3 separate regions of the Homo sapiens genome follow, and regions 2 and 3 are each linked to region 1. Evidence: read pairs that join two places in POLR2A ChIA-PET (ENCODE). Cell type or tissue: CD4-positive, alpha-beta T cell. All regions are shown on one strand. Each heading gives the region's core, and the rest is flanking DNA. Links, peaks and the distances in the headings are about the cores only.

Region 1 (8,161 bases), core at 1,951-5,950:
GAATTTGAGCCCAGCCTGGCCAACATGGCAAAACTCCATCTCTACAAAAATACAAAAAATTAGCCAGGCTTGGTGGCACGTGCCTGTAATCCCAGCTACTTGGGAGGCTGAGGCAGGAGAATTGCCTGAACCCAGGAGACAGAGGTTGCAGTGAGCCAAGATCACGCCACTGCACTCCAGCCTGGGTAACAGAGCAAGACTCTGTCTCAAAAAACAAACAAACAAACAAACAAACAAAAAACCCAAAAAACAAAAAAGGAGATAGTTTAGAAAATTCACACAGTAAGAAAAATTACGGCTCACTTCCACAACGCAAAGACAACATGATTATTTTGATGCATTTCCTTGTATATTGCTTACACAATTATGCATTAGCCATACGCACTTTATAATTGATCAATGTGTGTGCATTATATGACTATATATTTTTTAGAATATATTGGGGTTATTTGTAGATTTCTTCTCTAATGTAGGTTATTATTTAGGAGATTAGTTAAAAATTTTAAGGAATTTTGAATTTTTTTAATCTCAAATTGTATGCCTTTTTACTTTGGGAAAGTAGTATGGAGAATCTGTCTTTTTCTTTATATGAAGAAATTTTTGTGCTTTATTTGATATTTTTGATGACACATTCATGGCAAAAAGTATATTAGCTTCTGATATGATTCTATCATGTATTCTATCAAATGCATGACTGTTAATTCTATCTAATTTATTACACTTATCAACTCCGCACTTTCTTCATCAAATCTGAATACTCCTGATTTGTTATATGAAACACTGACATTTCAAATTATCGTTCTCTTTCTGCCTATTTTTTCCTTTTGTGATGTTCTGGTATTCTCAGGCCCTTGTTTATTATACCTTTTATGATTATATGATTTTATTTATTCCACCTTAAAATCAAATAATGATAGTAACTCTTACTTTTTTATGGTCCATCAGGCAGGCTATGCTGTCCCTTCCTCAGTGTTTTCCCTAAGTGTGTTCCTGGACATTCCTTTTCTGGGTCTGCTGTGACCAAGTGCCACAGACCGGATGGCTTAAAGAAATGGATTGTCTCACAGTTGTGCTAGAAGTCCAAACAGGGTTGGTTCCCTCTGAGGACTGAGAAGGCAGGATCTGTTCCAGGCATCTCTCCTGGGCTTGTGGATGCCCATTTTCTTAACATGTCTTCCTTCTGTGCCAGTTTTTGTGTCCCTCTTTATAAGGATACCATTCATTTTGGAATACAGCCCACCTTCATGACCTCATTTGACTTGATTACCTCTGTAAAGATCCTGTTTCCAAGTAAGGTCTTATTTTGAGGTACTGGGGTTAGGATTTCAATACATAAATTTTGAGGGGGTCCCAATTCAATCCATAACAGCATATTAATAGTTAACTTGAATGAATTCTGCAATTATATAAGTTGGGGAAGCGTCAGTTTAATTTTTTGAGACGGAACCTCATTCTATTGCCAAGCTGGAGTGCAGTGGCTGCAGTGGCACGGTCTCGGCTCACTGCAACGTCTGCTTCCCGGATTCAAGTGATTTTCCTGCCTCAGCCTCCCGAGTAGCTGAGATTACACGCGCGTGTCACCCCGCCCAGCCAATTTTTGTATTTTTAGTAGAAACAGGGTTCACTATGTTGGCCAGGATGGTCTCGAACTCTTCACCTCATGATCCGCCCACCTCAGCTACTCGAGAGGCGTTACTTTCTTGATGTCTCCTGAGACAGATCCCACTGGAGACCATTTTTCCTCAGCAGATACAGGATTAATTACCCACTCATCGTTTGGGAGAAGCTCCAGAGCAGAGGCCATAATCCAACTGCAGATGCTTGATTCTGATATGAAATAGTTTGTTACATGTCTTGCTGTGAATGCCTTCTCTGGGGAGTATAATCAATCATTTTCATTTATTTTGTTTTAAAAAATTTTTGTTTGCTTTCTTTGATGGGAATTTAAGACCTGAGGTTGGGAGGTCTTGGACTCAGGAGGGAGAACATGGAAGAGGAAATATACAAGAGGAGCATGGCTGGAGGTGAGGGAGGAGAGATGGAAGGACCTGTCGTCTCCAGCTGGATATTGCAGGAGACTCAACATGTTCAAAATGCAATAATCTGGTCTCTAGACTACACCTGCTCTTCTTCCCTAGTTAAATAAATGGCACGACCATCTATTCTCCCCTTATCTTCTCCTGGGCTGTTTTGTTTTCTTACCTGCATTCTTCCCTATACCCTTCTCTCCCCACAAGCCAATCTAATTATTTTGTCACTTGCACCTTCTAAATGTTTCTCAAATCCATTAATTTTTTTGGCCAATATATTGTTTTCTCATTTTATTGAAGTGGAATCTCGTTCTGTCACCAAGGCTTGAGTGCAGTGACATGATCTCAGCTTACTGCACCTACCACCTCCTGGTTCAAGCGATTCTCCTGCCTCAGCCTCCCAAGTAGCTGAGACTATAGGCGCAGGCGACTGCGCCCGGACTAATTTTGGTATTTTTAGTAGAGATGGAGTTTCACCATGTTGGCCAGGCTGGTCTTGAACTCCTGACCTTAAGTGATACCCCCACCCTCAGCCTCCCCAAGTGCAGGGATTATAGGCGTGAGCCAGTGCACCCGTCCTCTCTTACCGTTTTAAGTCTTCATCTCTGTATTCTCCCCATAAATTCACGCCTTCCTCAATTGCAACATGTTGTTTTTATTCCTCACACACGCAGTTCTCTCCTCCTGCCATGCCTTTGCTCCCACTGTGTCCGGAATTGGTGAGTTCTTTGTCTCACTGACTTCATGAATGAAACCGCAGACCCTCGCGGTGAGTATTACAGTTTTTAAAGGTAGCGTGTCCGGAGTTTGTTCCTTCTGATATTCAGATGTGTTCTGTTCCTTCTGATATTCAGATGTGTTCGGAGTTTCCTCCTTCTGGTGGGCTCCTGGTCTTACTGGCTCAAGAGTCAAGCTGCAGACTTTCACGGTGAGTGTTACAGCTCACAAAGGCAGGGTGAACCTAGGGAGCAGCAGCATGACTTATTGCAAAGAACAAAAAAACAAAATTTTCAGGGTGGAAAGGGACACGAGCGGCTTGCCACTGCCGGCTCCGGCAGCCTGCTTTTATTATCTGGCCCCACCCACATCCTGCTGATTGGTCCATTTTACCGAGAGCCGATTGGTCTGTTTTACAGACAGCTGATTGGTCCGTTTTGACAGGGTGCTGATTGGTGCATTTACAATTCCTGAGCTAGACACAAAAGTTCTCCACCTCCCCACTAGATTAGCTAGACACAGAGTGTCAGTTGGTGTATTTACAAACCCTGAGCTAGACAGAGTGCTGATTGATGCATTTACAAACCTTGTAGCCAGAGTGCTGACTGGTGCATTTACAAACCTTGTAGACAGAACGCTGATTGGTGCATTTACAAACTTTGCAGACAAGAGGGCTGATAGGTGCATTTACAAACCTTGAGCCAGATAGTGCCGACTGGTGCATCCACAAACCCTGAGCTAGACGCAGTGTGCTGATTGGCGTATTTACAATCCCTTAGCTAGACAAAGATTCTCTAAGTCCCCACTAGACTCAGGAGCCCAACTGGCTTCACCCAGTGGAATCACACACTGGGGCTGTAGGTGGAGCTACCTATGAGTCCCACACCACGCACCCCCCCACTCCTCAGCCCTTGGGCAGCGGATGGGACCAGGTGCCCTGAAAGAGGGGGCAGCGCTCATCTGGGAAACTCAAGCGGCACAGGAGGCCACAAAAAGATGGGGAGACTCAGGCATGACGGGCTGCTGGTCCTGAGCCATACAAATAGCCTGCCAGGAGGCAGTTAAGGCCCAGCAAGAAATTGAACACAGAACTCGTGGGCCAGCACTGCTGGGGGAATCCAGCACACCTTCCATAGCTGCTGGCCCAGGTGCTAAGCCCCTTGCTGCTCTCAGTGCAAGGCTCACCACGCCCACCTGCGTGCAGTACAGGTTCCCGCCCGTGCCTCTCCTGCCGCACCTCCCTGCAACCCAACGCGGCTGCTTCCGGCCTCAGTCAGCTAAAGAGCTCCCACGGTATAGCGCTGAGCCGAAAGGCTTGTCAAGCACAACCAGAATGAGCAGAGGACAAAGAGGAACTGAGAGCAAGTGAAGGGTACTGCCATACCGTTCTCTCTCACTACCACTGTGTCCAGAATTGGTCTGACTTCAACAAGGAAGTTGTTGTTGTCACACGAATGTTACAGTTAAGGAGAGTGTGTCTGGAGTTTGTTCCTTCTGATGCGGTCAGTTTTTCTCGAGAGCTCATGGTCTATGCCGGGTCGGAAGTAAAGACTGCATATACTTCGTGGTGACTTACCGCACTTAAAGCAATATACATTAAAATTGTTTTTTCCTCCTCGTGGGTTCATAGCTTATACTGGCTTCCGGAGTAAAGCTACGTACTTTCACAATTTTTCAGCTCATAAAAGCAGCCTAAACCCAAAAAACATAACCACCACAATATGAAAGTATAGTGGAGCAATTTGGCACTCCTGGTTCAGGCAGTCTGCTTTTATTCTCTTATCTGGCCCCACCCACATCCTGCTGATTAGTTCATTTTACAGAGAGCTGATTGGTCTGTTTTACAGACAGTTGATTGGTCCATTTTCACAGGGTGCTGATTGGTGCATTGACAATCCCTGAGCTAGAGGCAAAAGTTCTCCACCTCCCCACTACATTAGCTAGATACAGAGTGTCAATTGGTGTATTTACAAACCCTGAGCTAGACACAGAGTGCTGATTGGTGTGTTTACAAACCTTGAGCTAGATACAGAGTGCTGATTGGTGTATTTACAATCCCTTAGCTAGACATAAAGAGTCTCCAAGTCCCAACCAGACTCAGGAACCCAGCAGGCTTCACCCAGTGGATCTGGCATTGGGGCCACAGGTGGAGCTGCTTGCCAGTTTCACGCTGTGCGCCCGCACTTCTCAGCTCTTGGGCGGTCGATGGTACTGGGCGCCCCATGGAGCAGGGAGCGGCGCTCGTAGGGGAGCCTCAGGCCGCGCAGGAGCCCGTCAGGAGAGGGTAGGGGAGGCTCAGACATGGCGGGCTGCACGTCCCAAGCCCTGCCCCGCGGGGAGGCAGCTAAGGCCCGGCGAGAAATGGAGCACAGCAGCTGCTGGCCCAGGTGCTAAGCCCCTCACTGCCCGGGGCTTGCAGGTATGCCAGCCGCTCCGAGTGCGGGGCCGGCCGAGCCTACGCCCACCCGGAACTCGCGCTGGCCCGCAAGCGCCCCTTACAGCCCCGGTTCCTGCCCGCGCCTCTTCCTCCACATCTCCCCGCAAGCTGAGGGAGCCGGCTCCGGCCTTGGCCAGCCCAGAAAGGGGCTCCCACGGTGCAGCGGTGGGCTGAAGGGCTTCTCAAGCGCGGCCAGAGTGGGCGCTGAGGCCGAGGAGGCACCGAGACCGAGTGAGGGCTGTGAGGGCTGACAGCACGCTGTTGTATCTCAACTGTCCCTTCACCCAGCTAACTCCCGCTCAGCAGGTGTCGGCCTTTCCTGACCCCCTATGTTAGTCGTGCTTGTCCTGTGTCCCAGAGCCTGGGACCTTCTTCACAGCCATCATCACACTTCATTCTTTGCAATCTCTCTTCCCTAGAAAAGCTATGAAGTGAGGAAACGTGTTTTTCCTTTTTTGCACCATACCTCAGTGCCAGGGTTACAGGTACCACACACCGACCCATTGTGCAAACCAGAAGAAGTCCTCTCCGCAGGCAGATGCGTCGCAAGTATGTTTCTGTCTCTGTTTTTGGTGGCAGCCACATGCCAGAATATTCGAGTGCAAGCTGGATTTCAGCTCCCATTTGTCCCTCTTGGTCAGGTGCTTTTGTGCAAAGCACAAAATATGAGGTGGTTTTGAAAAGCAAAAGCCAAGTGGAACTGAAGAAAAGATATCCACAAGTAGATTTGGTTTAGTCACTGAAATATGTCTGAAAGGATTGCTTATCATCCTCCTACAATGAAATGGATGTCCAGAGAAACTGAAAAATCCTTCAGAATAAGCAAAAGAAATGTCAAAGTAAGAAAGCTAGGTGTGTTCAAGTCTCATATCTAATATGACTATCTTGGCATTGTGTTATAGCATAATTGGTAAGATTTGTTTCCTTAGTAGTAAGTTGTGCACAAAGGTGGGAATTGAACAATGAGAACACATGGACACAGGAAGGGGAACATCACACACCGGGGCTTGTTGTGGGGTGGGGGGAGCGGGGAGGGATAGCATTAGGAGATATACCTAAAGTTAAAAGACGAGTTAATGGGTGCAGCACACCAAGATGGCACATGTATACATATATTACTAACCTGCACGTTTTGCACGTGTACCCTAAAACTTAAAGTATAATTTAAAAAAAGGGGCATCTTAAAATCTACAGCATTCTAGATTTGATAATATGTAGTATGAACATCAGTTAGGGATTATATTCACCTGCATGTAAGAGAACCTGAATAAAGGAACATAATCAAATACAGTTTATTTTTCTCACGTTCCAAGAAGCATGGAGACAGGCAGGCCCGGGCTGGTCTAGTAGCTCCGTGATGTCATTAATCATGGTTTCTGTCAATCACCCAGATTTCTTCAGCTTTTCTTCTCTGCCTTTCTTAGCACATGACTTTCTTCATCGTGGTTCTCTCATGCTCTTAAGAGTGGATATAAAATTAGCAACTAGCAGTGACTGTACACGGTGATTTACATTACAGCCTCATCTATTTAGTTTATTATCCTTAAGTTGGATCTTCTTGTTCTTTATTTTCAGTATGCCATTTAATTTTCTATTTTTACTGATTGCTGTGTTATTTACCTGCAGCTTCTGTTTTCTAAGTGCACCATGAAGCATTTGCCTTTAATTCTATCTTTTACAAATCCATTAATTTCTTTTGTTATTTCTTCCCAATGTTTACAAGTTTATTGAAGTCTTTCTGTATTGGTGCATGTTCTAATTTTGTTGTCACACTTTCTTCTTTTCTCTCTCATAACCTAGTTGATGTCAGATGATTTCTCGTTGTTTTGGAGTCTTTGAGGGAGTACTGCCAGTTCTACTATTGTGCATAATTTGTGTTTTGGGATTTTGCTTTTTTTTTCAGTTTTGTAATTCTTTTTACTTAATACATGTAATAAAAACATGTAGATTTGTGTATTGTCTTGAAAACGTGTCTTTTTGTCTTTGTTTTTTGTTGTTTTTTTTTTTTTTGCCAGAAATTACAACTTAAAAAAAAAGATTTTGTCAGAAGGAAGTGACCTGCACTATTATTCATAAAATCCATATGAAAATCTAACATGGAGTAATTGTGGAAAATCTTACATATGTCTAAAGAAAGATTAGAATCTTCAATGTTTTTTACTTTATATCTCATCTGTTATCAATTATCTTAATTAATAAGATTGTTTCTTCCTAGAGCTATCATTTATCGATCATCTACCAGAGCAGGAATTGGCAAATTATGGCTCATGGACAAAATCTGACCCACCACCTGTTTTTGTGAGTAAAATTTTTTTGGAACACAGCCACACCTATTCATTTAAATATTCTCTATGACTGCTTTTGTGCAACAAGGGCAGAGTTGAGTAGTTGTGACAGAGACCATGTGGCCTGCAAAACCTAATATATTTACCATTTTAGCCTTTAAAGAAAAGTGTAGTCGAGCATAGTGGTGTATGCCTGTAGTCCTAGCTACTCAGGAAGCTGAAGCAGGAGGATTGCTTGAGCCCAGGAGTTCAAGTCCAGCCTGGGCAGCATAGTGAGACCTTGCTTTTAAGAGAGAGTGAGAGAGAGAGAAGTTTGCCAACCCCTGTACTAGAGTCTCACTGAAACTCCAGCAGCACTGTAACATACGAATCACAGCACCTTTGAAGTTCAGAGAAGTTAAATAATCTTCACAAAGTCACCTAACTAATAAGCTGTGCCTGGATCTGATCCCAAGTCAGGGATTCCTCATCACTATTATGTTATACCACTTTTATATACATGATGTCTCACATTAAACCTCATAGAAATCCTCTCGGCTGGGCGCGGTGTCTCATGCCTGTAATCCCAGCACTTTGGGAGGCCGAGGTTGGCAGATCACGAGGTCAGGAGTTCGAGACCAGCCTGGCCAACATAGTGAAACCTCGTCTCTACTAAAAATACAAAAATTAGCTGGGTGTGGTGGGGCACGCCT
Region 2 (8,161 bases), core at 2,682-6,681, 100 kb before region 1:
GGCCAACTTCCACAGTGACATTCTCTCCAAGTCACCTCAAATGGTAGTCCAAATGTATGCCGGCAGAATGGGCAGTCACTTCGGCAGCAAAACCTCCCTGAGGTCCCCAAGAATTCAATGGCCACAGTGAGTCTCTGTGGCTTAGTGGACAGTCACAGAAGGTCTGAGCAGAAGGGGGCCTTAGAAATCACTTTTATTTGACAAATGAGAAACTGGAGCCCTGAGGTGAAAAGAATTGATCCCACCCAACCTGCCAGGTCCCTGGTGCCTGACTACACTGCAAACCCCAATGTAACCCCTGCCCTGGCCGACCCTTCTTCCCTAAGCAGATTTTGCAGGAGTAGTTTCAGGACCATATTATTGTTCTGAACTTCTAAGAGGAAAGGGCCAAATACAAAGTGTTTGGTTAACTCAGTCAATGGAGCATAAATGAGATGTTTAAATCTTTGAGTTACAAAGCCTCATTAGGGTAAGAAGGCGCTGTAGGAGTGGACATAGGGAGGGTTTGTGATTCCCATTATATGATAAGAAATGCTATTAGGCTGGAATCAGTTCGATATGCCCAGGGAAGGCAGGCAGGAGTGGTAGTGAACATTTGTCTTCTTATTATATATGCAAAAACCCCAGCTAACATTGTACCTTATGCAGAACTTTTCATTCTCAGTCACTTTTACACATATATTACCCCATTTTCTTCCCCCAGCATCACAGTGGAGAAGGTATGGATAGGTGGTTTGGGGTGCCAATAAACCATAGACTATTTGAAGAAAAAAAATGTCTCACCCATAGTTTCATGGAGCCACATTTAGATTCTAGGTCTAATTTCAACAGATATCAGCACAGTGGAGCTACAGTTACAGTGGACAGATCATTTGTCAAGAATGGAAAAAGCCAGGATGCCAGGGCAGTTGTATTGGGGGGGATGGGAAGGAAGAAGTGAAAGTCTATTTTAAAAGAAATGTAGAGAAAAACTGCTAACAGAGCAGGCAGAGTTCAAGTTTAAGCCCTGGGCATGAGGGAAAGCCCAGTCAGCTGAGGCCATGCCAACACTTCAGGGTTACAAGCACCACTGGTCACCAACAGCACAGCCCTGGAAGGCCCATGTGTGGCCACGATCCCACAATGACACTAGGTGGAGATCAGGCAGATACCACCAACAGAGAGGCTGGGAATGGAATAAGATATTTCAGCCATAACTGCAGACGTGAAAAACAAGATTGGGGCGGCAAGTGCTAAATAAATCACAAAATAATTATTCATTTACCTCTCAGTCTGGAAGTAAACCTATGCTTTCACAAAATTAAGAGTGCAATCATGCAGTAAAAACAAGAAATCTTTGATTAGGTGCCTTCTATTGTGTAATACAAAATTGGATAATGTAGACCAAAAAACAATAAATGAATGACAAAGCAAAACTATATATTTTTATAAAAGACACTAAGATTTAATTCCCCTATACTTACACCAGTAATTGTTGAAGAAAAGGTAAATTAAAGGACTCAGGATATGAAAACAAACTTGATCCCCACCACCACTGCCAATTAATTACATGCACATGAGAAATTCACTAAGCAGCTAATCATTTATATTCTGGTGTAGTATTTCCGCACAACTATTGTATTAGATATTTAAATTTGCAATTTCAAATGGACTCATTGTCACAGGCCTCTTAGTCCATTTTACACACAAAATCAATACACTATTCCTAATAAATGAGATTACTTTTCCAAAACTCCCAGTGGGAGCTCAACAGGACTTCTGTTTGGGAGGCTGCTTCAAACTTCTCCAAAGAAAATTACTTTTCTGATGTTCACCTCTAAGAACCAACAGAAGGCACCTGAGAGAATTCAAATGAAGAAGCAACCACCTCGGGGGAAGGGAGGGCTCAAACTGTTAGGTAATTTAGACACATGAATGTCCCAGTTTAAATGCCACTCTATAGCAAAGCATTTCTGGATCCACCTGAGACCTCTGTTCCTCCACTAGAGAGCTAAGACACGTTGTTGCATTTTCTTCTAAAAGGTAGAAGGGGCCGGGCGCAGTGGCTCACGCCTGTAATCCCAGCACTTTGGGAGGCCGAGGCGGGGCGGGCGGGCAGATCACCTAGGGTCAGGAGTTCAAGACCAGCCTGGCCGACATGGTGAAACCCCGTCTCTACTAAAAATACAAAAATTAGCCAGGCATTGTGGCGTACGCCTGTAGTCCTGGCTACTCAGGCGGCTGAGGCAGAAGAATCGGTTGAACCCAGGAGGCAGAGTTTGCAGTGAGCCAAGATCGTGCCACTGCACTCCAGCCTGGGTGACAGAGCGAGACTTTGTCTCAAAAAAAAAAAAAAAAAAAGTAGAAGGTTCCTGGGGTTGTGCGCACAGCTCCTCCCAGCCTACTGCCCCATTCTGAATGTCCAGGGCTGTGTATTCCTCACCTTTGTATTCCAAACCACAGACCCAACTCTAGAAAAGAGCCGAGGAAGGGTTACAGTGTCTGGCATTAAAAAAAAGCACTGGGTAAATAATTTCTCTCCCCACTCACTTAAACTTTAGCCTGTGGTCCCAACTTGACTTGTATCCTAAATCTGAACAAATACCCTTGGCAAAGCCAAATTTTTCAACTCTTGCTGCCCCAATGGATAAATCCTTTAGAGAGATCTTGCTAGGTCTTCCCTTCATGCAATAAACACTCTACTCTGTAAAAGCCACTGACCGCCCTGCAGGACATGGAGAAACACCTGATAACCCGCCCTAGACAATGGCCTGCCCTCGTCATGTGAGAAAACCCCACGTGTCTGGGTTGCATAATGGTTAAGAGAGGTTTCGAAATTTCCTGGACTTGGTCTGGAACCCTGGTTCTGCCAATGTCCAGAAATGCAGCCTTGGACAAACTGCTTCATCACTGAGCCTCACTTTCCTCATCTACAGATGAGGATATTGGCACCAACTCTCAAGGTTTGTTGTATCAGATGAAAGAAAAAATGTAAACAGCTTACTGCTATTCCCAGTGCAGTAGACTATCTAATAAGTGCAGAGAGTTTTTTTTCTTATAACCCTAAACTCACAGTGGATGGGGGAGAAGAAGCTCAATTTGTAAAAATGCAAGTAAGCATGAACATAAAAACTGTAATTTTAATGAAAAAAAAAAGTATGTAACAGGAAGCAGATTTTCCTTATCTATAGCAAATCATATCACAAAGCTACTGTATTCAAAACAGTGTGCTGCTTCTTTACAAAGGGATAAAGGTATCAATGGAGCAGAGTAGAAAGTTCAGAGACAGAACAACACAGACACACATGCACACAGCACATACATGCATGTATGCATGTACACACACACACACACACACACACACATACACACACTCTCTCTGTGTCTCTCTGAGAAAAGGGCATTTCAAGTGCATGCGTGGGGAAAGCGGAACCATCCAATAAATGGCACTAGTTTAACTGGCTATTCGTTTAGGAAAAATAAAGTCACACCTTTAAAACACACACACACACACACACACACACACACACACACACACCCTTCCACTGAGGTTAAAGATCAAAATAATAAAATTATGAAGCCAGGAGAAAAAATATATAGAATATTGTTATGGTTTGCAGATTAGGAAAGGCCTTCCCAAAGCAAGCCACCAAACTCAAACTGTAAAAGCTGTAATTTCGGCTGTGTGCAGTGGCTCACACCTGTAATCCCAGCACTTTGGGAGGCCGAGGTGGGTGGATCACCTGAGGTCAGGAGTTCGAGACCAGCCTGACCAACATGGTGAAACCCCATCTCTACTAACAATACAAAAAATTAGCCGGGCATGGTGGCAGGTACCTGTAATCCCAGCTACTCGGGAGGCTGAGGCAGGAGAATCGGTTGAACTCGGGAGGCAGAGGTTGCAGTGAGCCAAGATCAGGCCATTGCACTCCAGCCTGGGCAACAAGAGCGAAACTCTGTCTCAAAAAAAGCACTGTAATGGCCGGGTGTGGTGGCTCACACCTGTAATCCCAGCACTTTGGGAGGCCGAGGCAGGCAGATCACGACGTGAGGAGTTCGAGACCAGCCTGGCCAACATGGCAAAACCCTGTCTCTACTAAAAATACAAAAATTAGCTGGGTGTGGTGGTGGGCGCCTGTAATCCCAGTTACTTGGGAGGCTGAGGCAGGAGAATCGGTTGAACCCAGGAGGCAGAGGTTGCAGTGAGCCGAGATCGTGCCATTGCACTCCAACCTGGGCGACAAGAGCAAGACTTGGTCTCAAAAAAAAAGCACTGTAATGTCACATGTAGTCATCTGCCAAACAATGATGCTTTCAGTCGACAGCAGACTGTATATATTCCAGTGGTCCCATAAGATTATAAGACTGTATTTTTACTATACTGTTGCTATGTTTGGATACATACCACTGTGTTTAAGTTGCCTACAGTATTCAGCCCAGTAACATACAGTACAGGTTTGTAGCCTAGGAGCAAGAGGCTAGACCATAGAACCTTGGGGTATAGTAGGCTATACCATGAGGTTTGTGTAAGTACTCTCTATGATGTCTGCAAAATGATGAAATTTCCTAATGACACATTTCTCAGACTATATCCCCATCGTTAAGTGACACATGACATTATAAAAACTAAATAAACATATGTAGAAAGAAATACATCATAGAAAAATCAAAAGAAACATAATAGGCTTGGGCAAAACAATACAGGGATACCACATTTCATTGTGCTCCACGGATACTGCAGTGTTTTACAAACTGAAGGTTTGTGACAACCCTGCATCAAGCTAGTCTATCAGCACCATTTTTCCAACAGTGCTTACTACATATCTCTGTCAAATTTTGGTAATTCTCGTAATATTTCAAACTTTTTCATTACTATTATGTCTGTTGTGGTGATCCGTGATCAGTGATCTTTGATGTCACTATTGCAATTACTAATGTCACTAAATAATGTTTAGTAACAATATATAATGGCAAACTTAATTGATAGCCATTGTGCGTGTTCTGAATGCTCCACCTTCCAGCTGTACCCTGTCTCTTACCCTCTTCTCGGGCCTCCCTATTCCTTAAGAAACAAGAATACTGAAATTAGGCTAATTAGTAATCCCACAATGGTCTCTTAAGTGTTCAGGTGAAAGGAAGAATCACACATCCCTCCCTCTAAATCAAAAGCTAGAAATTATTAAGCTTGGTGAGGAAATGTACGTCAAAACCTGAAATAGGCAAAAAACTAGGCCACTTGTGCCAAATAGTTAGCCAGGTTGTGAATGTGAAGGGAAAGGTCTTGAAGGACATTAAACATGGTACTCCATGAACACACAAATGACACGAGAACAAAACAGCCTTATTACTGATATGGAGAAAGTTTGAGTGGTCTGGATAGAAGATCAAACCAGCCACAACATTCCCTTAAGCCAAAGCCTAATCCAGAGCAAGGCCCTAAATCTCATCAGCTCTTTTGACGGCTGACAGGTGAGGAAGCTGCAGAGGTTGGAAGGTAGCAGAAGTTGGTTCACGACCTTTAAGGAAAGAAGCCTTCTCCATATCATAAAAGTGCAACGCGAAGCAGCAAGTGCTGACATAGAAACAGCAGCAAGTTATTCAGAAGATCTAGCTAAGATCACTCATGAAAGTGGCTACCCTAAACAACAGATCTTCAATGTAGATGAAACAGCTTTCTATTGGAAGATGATACCACTTAGTACTTGCATAGCTAGAGAGGAGAAGTCAATATCTGGCTTCAAAGCATCAAAAGACAGGCTGACTCTTTGGTTAGGGGCTAATGCAATTGGTGACATTAAGTTGAAGCCAATGATCGTTTACCATTTCAAAAACCCTAGGGCCCTTAAGAACTATGCTAGATCGCCGAGCGCGGTGGCACATGCCTGTAGTCCCAGCTACTCAGGAGGCTGAGGTGGGAGGATAGCTTGAGCCCAGGAGTTCTGGGCTGTAGTGCGCTATGCCGATCGGGTGTCCGCACTAAGTTCGGCATCAATATGGCGACCTCCTGGGAGTGGGGGACCACCAGGTTGCCTAAGGAGGGGTGAACCAGCCCAGGTCAGAAAAAAGAACTATGTTAAATCTACTCTGTGATCTATCAGTGAAGTAATAAAGCTTGAATGACAGCACATCTGTTTACAGCATGGTTTACTGACTATTTTAAGCCCATTGTTGATAACTACTGCTCAGAAAAAAAGATTCCTTTCACAATATTACCACTCATTGACAATAGACCTGGTCACACAAAAACTCTGATGGAGATGTACAAGGAGATTAATGTTTTCATGGCTGGTAACACAACATCCATTCTGCAGCCCATAAATCAAGGAGTAATTTTGAATTTCTAGTCTTATTATTTAAGAAGTACATTTTGTAAGGTTATAGCTGCCATAAATAGTGATTCCTCCAAAGGATCTGGATAAAGTAAATTACAAACTTTCTGGAAAGGAGTCTCCATTCTAGATGCCAATATCAACACTCATGGTTAATGGGAGGAAGCCAAAATATCAATATTAACAGAAGTTCGGAAGAAGTTGATCCCAACCCTTATGGATGACAGGGGTTCAAGACTTAGTGGAGAAACTGCCGATGTGGTGGAAGTAGCAAGAGAACTAGAATGAAAATGGAGCGTTAATAGGTGATTGAACTGCTACAATCTCATGTTCAAACTTGAATAGATGAGGAGTTGCTTCTTACGGATAAGCAAATAAAGCGATTTCTTGAGATGGAAGATGACTGTGAACAATGTTGAAATGACAACAAAGGATTTGGGATATTGCATAAATTTAGTTGATAAAGCAGCAGGACAGTTTGGGAAGGATTACTCTGATTTTGAAAGAAGGTCTAGTGTGGGAAAAATGCTATCAAATAGTATCACATACTACAGAGAAATCTTTTATGAAAGGAAGAGTCAATCAATGTGGAAAACTTGATTTTTTCTTATGTGAAGAAATTGCCACAGCTGCCCCAGCATTCAATGACTTCTTCCCTAAACAGCAACAGTCTTCAGTGTGAAGGCAAAACCCTCCACCAGCAAAAAGATGACTCGCTGAAGGCTCAGGGGATTGTTGGCATTTTGTAGCAATATAGTATTTTTAAGTTAAGAATATGTACGTTGGTTTTTGATATAATGCTGTTGCCCACTGAATAGACTACAGTACAGTGTAAACTTTATATGCACTGGGAAACCAAAGACTCCATATGACTTGCTTTATTGTGACATTTGCTTTATTGCTGTGCTCTGGAATCAGACCTGCAATATCTCTGAGGTATGCCTGTATTTACTATACACACACACACACACACACACACACCAGAGAAAGCCCATTATCTATAGTTCATTAAAAGTTCCAATAATTCAGTAAGAAAACTATAAATAGCCTTGGGCACAAAAATGATAAAGAATTCAAAGAGGCTACTCACAGAAATGCAAATTAGGGCAGATACTTAAATTTACTAATTCGTCTTTTTCATCATCTGTAAAATGTGGACAATAATCACACCCACTTTATAGAGATGTTAAGGTTTAAATTAGTGATTTCATATAACGTGCTTAAAACTATCCCTGACACATAAAAACATTCAATAAACATTAGTCAGTAGCAGTAATAGTAGCGGTGGTGGTGGTAGCAGCAGCAATAATTTAAAAAACATACAAGTAAAATAAGGAGGCAGGCTGGGCAACATGGTAAAACCTCATCTCTACAAAAAATACAAAAAGTAGCCGGGTGTGATGGCATGCGCCACTAGTCCCAGCTACTCAGTAGGCTGAGGAGGAAGAATCACTTGAGCCCGGGAAGCAGAGGTCGCAGAGAGCCAAGACTGCACCACTGCACTCCAGCCTGGGCAACAGAATGAGACTCTGTCTCAATAAATAAATAAAAATTGGCTGGGCACAGTAGCTTGCGCCTGTAATCCCAGCACTTTGGGAGGCTGAGGCGGGCAGATTGACTGAGCTCAAGAGTTTGAGACCAGCCTGGGCAACACGGTGAAACCCCAACTCTACTAAAATATGAAAAAAGTAGCCAGCCATGGTGGCGTGCGCCTGTAGTCCAGCTACTGGGGAGGCTGAGGCAGGAGAATTGCTTGAACACCTGGGAAATGGAGGTTGCAGTGAGCCCAGATCATGCCACTGCACTCCAGCCTGGGCAACAGAGCAAGACTCCATCTCAAAATAAGTAAGTAA
Region 3 (8,161 bases), core at 2,682-6,681, 170 kb before region 1:
CTTTATATTCATTCAAAGGGTGACTGACCCTGTTTCCCTTAATGGTTACTGAATCACTGAATACAATTCACTTTTCTGTATTGTTTTATATTCTGTCTCGCAATATTACTACGACTGATCTGATTTCTTCTTCTCTCCCTCCCTTCAGTCCTCCCTCCCTCCTTCCCTCCCCTCCCTTCCTCCCTTCCTTGGGATCTCCCTACTGAAACTGATTTATAAATTTTCCCCAGAGTGAAACCCATTTCTAAAACAGTACTTTGGGTAAGGTTCTAAATTATAAAATATTCAAACATCCTAGTTCTGTATCAACTTTTTTTAATTTTTTTTTTTTGAGACAGATTCTTGTTCTGTCACCAGACTGGAGTGCAGTGGTGTGATCTCGGATCACTGCAACCTCCGCCTCCTGGGTTCAAGCGATTCTCCTGCCTCAGCCTCCTGAGTGGCTAGGACTACAGGCGCGCGCCACCACACCCAGCTAATTTTTGTATTTTTAGTGGAGACAGGGTTTCAGCATGTTGGCCAGGATGGTCTCGATCTCTTGACCTTGTGATTCGCCCGCCTCGGCCTCCCAAAGTGCTAGGATTACAGGCGTGAGCCACTGTGCCTGGCCTTTCTTTTTTTGGTTTTTGAGACAGAGTCTTGCTCTGTTGCCCAGGCTGGAGTGAAATGGCGCGATCTTGGCTCATTGCAACCTCCGCCTCCTGGGTTCAAGCAATCATCCTGCCTCAGTCTCCCAAGTGGCTGGCATTATAGGCGCCTGCCACCACACCCGGCTAATTTTATTTTTATTTTTTTATTTTTAGTAGAGACGGGGTTTCGCCATGTTTGCCAGGCTGGTCTCCTGACCTCAGGTGATCCACCTGCCTCGGCCTCCCATATGCTGGGATTAAAGATGCGAGCCACCACACCCAGCCTATATCAACTTTTATGAGGTTAATGCAAATTCATCTTGTCTACATTACCTGAGGTCAGCAGTTCGAGACCAGCCCAGCCAACATGGCAAAACCCCGTCTCTACTAAAAATACAAAATTAGCCAGATGCAATGGCGGGTGCCTGTGGTCCCAGCTACTCAGGAGGCTGAGGCAGGAGAATCACTTGAACCTGGGAGGAGGAGGTTGCAGTGAGCCGAGATCACGCCACTGCACTCCCATCTGGGCGACAGAGACTCCATCTCAAAAAAAAAAAAAAAAAAAAAGAAGTTAAACACAAAAAGCCACATGTTGCATGATTCAATTTATAGGAAACATAGAGAACAGGTGAATCCATAGGGGCAAAAAAGCAGAAAACAGGGACTGCAAGGTGTCGGGGATAGGGAGTAACTAATTTATGGACACAGGTTTCCTTTTGGAGTGATGAAAATGTCTTCTGGAACTAGACAGAAGTGATGGTTATACAGCACTGTGAATGTTATCAAATGTTACTAATGATAAATTTTGTTACGAGAATTATACCACATCAAATATATAGTACCTGACATACAAGCATTCTAAAAACTTTACATTTTTTTAATAGCAAAATGAGCAAAACTATCTCTCAAACAGGAAATCACCTAAGTATATTATTAAATACATTTTTAGGCCAGGCGTGATGGCTCACCCCTGTAATCCCAGCACTTTCGGAGGCCGAGGAGGGTGAATCACTTGAGGTCAGGAGCTCAAGACCAACTTGGCCAAGATAGTGAAACCCCGTCTCTACTAAAAATACAAAAATTAGCTGGGCATGGTGGCAGGCACCTGTAATCCCAGCTACTTGGGAGGCTGAGGCATGAGAATTGCCTGAACCTGGGAGGCAGAGGCTGCAGTGAGCCAAGATCACTCCACTCCACTCCAGCCTGGGCAGCAGAGTGAGACTCATCTCAAAAAAAAAAAAAAATTTTTTTTTTAAATCACTGGAATGGTATGCAGCCTTTGAAGAGCATGAACACGATCTACAAGTACTCACATGGAAAAATGTGACATAGCAATAAAAAGCTTCAGATCAGCATATATGGTATGACTTATGTTAAGTCATGTTAAAACACACATGCTTACTGTAATCCCAGTACTTTTGGGGGCTGATGGGGGAGGATTGCTTAAGGACAGGAGTTTGAGGCCAGCCTGGGCAACATTACAAGACCCCATCTCCACAAAAATAATAAAAAAAAAAATAGCCAGGCTTGGTGGTGCACGCCTACTATTCCCACCTACTCAGGAGACTGAGGCGGGAAGGACCACCAGAGCCCAGGAGTCTGAGGCTGCAGTGAGCCATGATGGTGCCACTGTACTCAAGCCTGGGCAACAGAGTGAGATCCTGTCTCTAAACAAAAACAAAAACAAAAAACAAAAAACAAAACAAAATAGGTCGGGCTTGGTGGCTCACCCCTATAATCCCACCACTTTGGGAGGCCAAGGCGGGTGGATCACCTGAGGTCCAGAGTTCGAGACCAGCCTGGCCAACATGGTGAAACTCCGTCTCTACTAAAAATACAAAATTAGCTGGGCGTGGTGGTGCATGCCTGTAATCCCAGCTACTCGGGAGGCTGAGGCAAGAGAATCACTTGAACCCAGGAGGCGGAGGTTGCAGTGAGCTGAGATTGCACCACTGCACTGCAGCCTGGGCGACAGAGCAAGGCTCTGTCTCATACAAATAAATAAATACAAACAAAATAAAATAAAATACACATGTTCATGCACAGATATGTGCCTAGAAAATGACTGGAAGGATAATACAAGAAAAATGCGAACAGTGGTTATCTCTGGCATGAATAGCATAGAGGGGCAGGTAACGTCCCCCCCTGCCCTTTTTTTTTAAACTTCATACCCTTTTATATTGATTTTGTGTGTGTACAATATATAGCACTTTGAGGTTTTTCAATGATAAGTTCAGAGTTAACAGTGTGACATGGCAGTCAAAAAATTCAAATCTGCTCCTAGATGGCATTACTAGAAATACACAATCTAGAACATGGGAGGTAATTACCAGATTTCAGAATTAAAATGTATTGGCTTTATAACCCTTACGAGGAGTCAAATTTGTCACTTTCTCAGTGTAACAATTACTCAGTGTCCGAGTGGTTTCTGCACATGGTCAAAGGGACAAGGTAAGTTCTACTTCACAGGGTGCAGAGCACACCGGAAGTGGTCACCAAATATTTGCTGAGTGTTCTGAGTCCCAAATACCGTCTAAGGCAAACGATGTTTTAAGCTTTTGTTTAGCCTTTCTCCTTAACTTGTTTAAGAATGTTTTAAAAAATTCAATTAATAGGCTGGGCGCGGTGGCTCATGCCTGTAATCCCAGCACTTTGGGAGGCCGAGGCAGGCGGATCACTTGAGGTCAGGAGTTCGAGACCAGCCTGGCCAACATGGTGAAACTCCGTCTCTACTCAAAATACAAAAATTAGCCAGTCGTGGTGGCGGGTGTCTGTAGTCCCAGCTACTCAGGAGGCTGAGGCAGGTGAATCACTTGATCCCGGGAGGTGGAGGTTGCAGTGAACCAAGATTGTGCCACTGCACTCCAGCCTGGGTGAGAGTGATTGACTCTGCCTCAAAAAACAAAACAAAAAAAAAAAAAAGAAAAAGAAAATGAAAAAAATTCAATTAATAGAGGAGCACAAGATAATATTAAAGAAAACCCATCCACAAGCCTGAACTCTTAAAAAAAATCATTTTATTGATCCTTTACCATACAAAATTTATTCAAATTACACCCATTTGAAGTGGTAAGATCACAGCTAGAGAACAGGTCACCCTGTAACAAATCTATTTACAAAATCCATCATAAAAGCTTTTTTTTGTTTTTTTTTACATTATATTACATATTTTCTTTTTTAAACTAGCATACAACACAAAGCTAAACTGATTAGTAGTTTGCCTACTCCCAATTTTGGGAGAAATACTTCCTTTTTACAAAATCACGTACCCCGTAGGAAAAGAAATTCCCACACCCTGACAATTGCCACCCGACTTACTCTGCAAGCCATCTTCCTTCATATCCCTCCTTCTCATACACACGAGTTGTCATGCACACACTGAATTCTTATTTTCTTTTTCCTGAAAGCTTAAGCTTTAAATACTGCAATTTTATTTACAGATCTACACGTACAACAAAAATGAAAACAAGAGCCACAACAAAGAACAGAAAAACAAAAACAAAATAACACTCTTAAAAAATTACAAAGCAGCTAGAAAGTATTCTGGCAGTGTTTACAAATTAATTGCTATTTTTGTACAAAATTGCTAAATAATGAAAATGTGAGTAGACTACATATCAACTTAAATAAAACGATTGCTATGCACAACTCTGTACATATAAACACACTCCTAACACTGTTTGACAGCTCATGTGTTGCCCTTTATACATTTTATTTTCTAAGGCTCACGCAGTCATAATTTGCACACTTGTAACTTTTAGCCATTTCGTGTGTGAGCTTTAATAGCAGCAACTCAATGGTACCAGGAAACCTGCATACTTAGTACTTAAAGTAACGCAAATACTGTAGTACTAACCCACTTTGTGTGCCGGATACTAAGTCAAAAAGAAAATTACTTAATGCAAACAAAATACAGTATGGACATCTAATTAATGTACACCAGTTAAACCCAGTAACTGGAAAAAAATCTTATGCATGAAGGAACTTTTAAGACTTATTAGTATTCCTTTCATTTTAAAAACAATAAATACGGCATTACATTATGAAAAAATTCAACAAAACACACAACAATCTAGCCAGGTGAGCTCAGTCTTTAGACTTTGGAAAAAATCAGCTTTGTGCAGCTGGCAAAGAGAATTACACAAAGCTGGAAGCAGAGGCAGCTAACCAGATGAGATAAATATGGGAAATGGGGAAAAGCTTGGCATAAATGGTTTCCCATACAGGAAAAAACCCCACAGTGCATTTCCAGTAGGCACTTAACACAAAGCTCCCTCTCCCTCCCCCACCCCAATGCTTCATCTAGGACCACACCGACATTTTGTACCAAGTCCAGTGTGTGTGAGGGGAGGAGGCCAGGGATGGAGGCTGAAGAAGAAAAAAAGGAAGATAGTCTGCACCTTTGTTTTTCTTCCCAAACATACACCCACGCATACCCACACAAAGAGTTTAAAGTGCTGGTGTCATCTGTCTTGACCCCACCACCACTTTGCATATTGTGGAAATCTACCTGGAGTAAACTGGCTGGGGCTCTTGTGGTTTTTTGTGTGTTTTTTTTTTTTCCTAAGGGATATTTTCAATTCAATTAAACATATGAGTTGAGTGCCTACTATGTGCCTACCATTGGGTCAGGCACATAGCATTTCAATTTAACTGTTCGTTTCGAGGTTTGTTCTTTATCTGACTCCCTCATTCCCGCAGTCCTTAGCATCCAAGGAATGGACCGGAGATACTACGCCATATTCCCAGTGGGAGATGGCCGCTGCCACCTGCCCGAGGGAAAGCCATTCTTGGACATAACTGGTAGGATTTGCAGCTGACACAAAGCCTCCAACTTGGGACACCATTCCTGAAGAGTAAAGCGGGAGACACCCTGGCATTGTTTTGCTTCATTTTTTACGTCCCCGACTTCCCTTGGTCCAACTTATTCCTTCATAGAGGAAGGGGAACGGGGTCTGGCCAGAACTATTCCAGCCCCCGACACAGGGCTGCTCCCTGTTCCTGCCAGCTTAAGGAAATGCCACTCACACAATGGGGATGTCTTTCTCCCTAGAGGTCTCTCCATCTGACCCCATCCTGAGAAGTGGTCTCCCTGAGTGCGGTGTAAGAGAGCCCTTTCCCCTGTCACAGGGGCCCGGGAAGCCCAAGGATGGAGGGACCCATGCCTGCTGCTCCTTGGGGCTGTTACATCATCTGACCTGGTTCTCCTTTCCAATGGGCCACCCATGTCAGCAAGCCCCAGGACTGACTCGCTCCAAGCTCCCCCTCCTGGGAATGGAAGCACGATGGGACAAAGCTCCTTGCAGAGGCTGATAAACCTTAGATCACACAGGTTTAGATGCTCTGATCAGTAGAGGTTCTCTCCCTCTGCTTAAGTAATATGAATTTGCAAAAACCGCTTCAAAGTAAACAATTAAATTGAAATGGTGATGGGTGCCACAGGAATGCTTAAATGGCAGCTAAAAAAATTAAAAGTCTAGAACAATCCACAAAGAACTAAGTAGGCATTTGCTACAAATCAACTGGAAACTCACAAACACATTGGGGACGGGGGAATGGGAGTGGTTCATGGAGACAGGAAAATCCACAACAGCTTAGAGTGGCAGAACTCTACTAGTCTTCTGTATCTGCAACAAGTATATTTGAAAACAGGTTCTTCATCCAGAAGGCTGTGGAGGTTTTCTTGACCTCCTACTGGGACACACAGTTCATAGCTTAAACTGAATTATGACAGTAATTTAAATATTCCTAAGAAGAGCTGAAGAAATCCATTTCATACTTTTGCATGACTTCAAGTTTGCATTTGCTGCAGTTCCATTCCATATTAGCAGACCTCAAAGACATGCATTCTGCGGAGAAGGCACGGCTTGAAATGCTATTAAGGAAGATTGCTGTTTCCCAGCAGGCCAGGTGGCCAGACCCCATTCTACAGCCCATCCGTCAGGCACAGCAAGCCAATCCGGGGAGGAAGGAGGAAGGACAATTCGGGGTGAGAGACACCTGATTGCACATTTTCTCACTTGCTGACTTAGCCAGGAGATCTTGGAGCCTGGAGCAAAGCAGGGCTTTCCCAAGGGAGCCTGCAACTGTGCGTTTAGACAATTTGTTTATTAATTTTTTAAAAAATTCATTAAAATGTCAGCTTTCTTCTGAAGTTTGTAGTTTACTTCATGATACTCTCTTGGAGGAAGAAGGTAGGAAGGGACAACACTGCATGACAGATGTTCTGGTTCCATGATAAAAAAATATCGGTTTTTAAGGAGAGTTCACACGAAGCATAATCAACTACACATGAAGTCTTCCACCAGTGGGAGCTTTTCCAAATCGTAAGCATCGAAGAGATCGCTGATGCCTTCCTCCTCCCCGAGGCTCAGGAGATAGTCCTCTTGCAGCAGGGGAGGCAGTAAGTTCACAAACGGTCCTTCTAGGTTGGAAGGAATTTGGTCCTCAGTCTGCTGTAAGAGGTTGGCTGGGGAGGCCAGAGGAGAAAGGTTTCCCATAGAAACTGAGCAATCGCTATGTCCTGAGTTGGTTGAAGCCAAGTCTGAAAAGAAAACATTGATGGAAACAAAAAATAAGTTAGAAAAATCAAATGAATTTTTCTGGAAGAATGTATATGTTGCTGTTAGAAAAAAGCATGTACCTTCCGCAAATAATGACAATGAGACGACTTTATGATGCAGATCACCTTTTATGCTAACAGGTACAAAAAAGTTCCTTGCCACCCCCGTCCCCCTTTTAATTTTTGAGACAGGGTCTTATTCTCTTGGCTGGAGTGCAGTGGTGTGATCATGACTCACTGCAGTCTTGAACTTCTGGGTTCAAGGGACCCTCCCACCTCAGCCTCCCAAGTAGCTGGGACTCCAGGTGTGAGCCACCATGCCTGGTTAATCTTTTTTTGTAGAGACAGGGTTTTGCCATGTTGCCCAGTCTGGTCTCGAACTCCTGGGCTCAAGTGATCTGTCTTCCTTGGCCTCCCAAAGTGCTGAAATTACAGGTGTGAGCCACCATGCCTGGCCATCTTTCTTTGGCCCTAGTCTACTCACTCATTTTTCAAATAACTACTGTCAATAAACAAGAATGCAAATAACTTCAATGATGAGAGGATAACAAGTTCAAAAACTTCTCTCTGCTATCTAGTCATTGTTTTAAGAAAATCAAAACAAAACAATATATACATACTGAAAAGTTGGCTTCCTAGTAGAAACTCACCAACTGAAAAAAGAACTTTTTTTTTTAAGAGACGGCGTCTTGCTATGTTGTCTACGCTGGAGTGTAGTGGCTATTCACAGGCAAGCATAGCTCACTCTAACCTCGAACTCCTGGGCTCAAGCGATCCTGCCACCCCAGCCTCCCTATAGCTGGGACTACATGCAGAATTCACTGATTTTAACTCAGTCTTTTTTGAACAACCAGCTTATTAAAAAGATCTCTAAAAATACATACAATAAGACAGATCCACTTTGGATTTCTGTGGTGAAGAAAGATGGCCTTTTGTTTTACCATTTCAGGTGATGTACTTTTGCTCAGTA

The links. ChIA-PET counts read pairs that join two places held together with the same protein. Peaks named below come from ENCODE experiments on the same cell type or tissue, not always from the same donor. Only the 100,000 strongest peaks of a DNase experiment are listed, where the experiment ranks them.
Region 2: POLR2A ChIA-PET joins it to region 1 with 5 read pairs; 6 of 35 experiments call an interaction of 5 or more read pairs at or near these places.
Region 3: POLR2A ChIA-PET joins it to region 1 with 7 read pairs; 2 of 35 experiments call an interaction of 5 or more read pairs at or near these places.

What each region holds. Positions count from the first base shown.
Region 1 is chr6:20,316,032-20,324,192 of GRCh38, reverse strand. LOC101928573 (a long non-coding RNA gene) reads right to left here. Exons shown (of 4, transcript XR_007059489.1): 3 at 2,618-2,991. Among named protein-coding and RNA genes, the nearest start is that of E2F3, 82 kb to the left of the region's middle. RefSeq lists enhancers at 3,590-3,639, 4,380-4,459. In CD4-positive, alpha-beta T cell, for the core only: no CTCF peak of the experiment used is centred there; DNase peaks (open chromatin) are centred at 3,992 and 4,502; H3K4me3 peaks cover 1,123 bases; H3K27ac peaks cover 1,378 bases.
Region 2 is chr6:20,419,567-20,427,727 of GRCh38, reverse strand. All of the region lies in intron 1 of E2F3 (E2F transcription factor 3), which reads right to left. It also overlaps the pseudogene RN7SL128P. Among named protein-coding and RNA genes, the nearest start is that of E2F3-IT1, 14 kb to the left of the region's middle. In CD4-positive, alpha-beta T cell, for the core only: no CTCF peak of the experiment used is centred there; no DNase peak of the experiment used is centred there.
Region 3 is chr6:20,489,180-20,497,340 of GRCh38, reverse strand. It overlaps E2F3 (E2F transcription factor 3), which reads right to left. Exons shown (of 7, transcript NM_001949.5): 7 at 3,627-7,173. The coding sequence ends at 6,911. Among named protein-coding and RNA genes, the nearest start is that of CDKAL1, 41 kb to the left of the region's middle. In CD4-positive, alpha-beta T cell, for the core only: no CTCF peak of the experiment used is centred there; no DNase peak of the experiment used is centred there.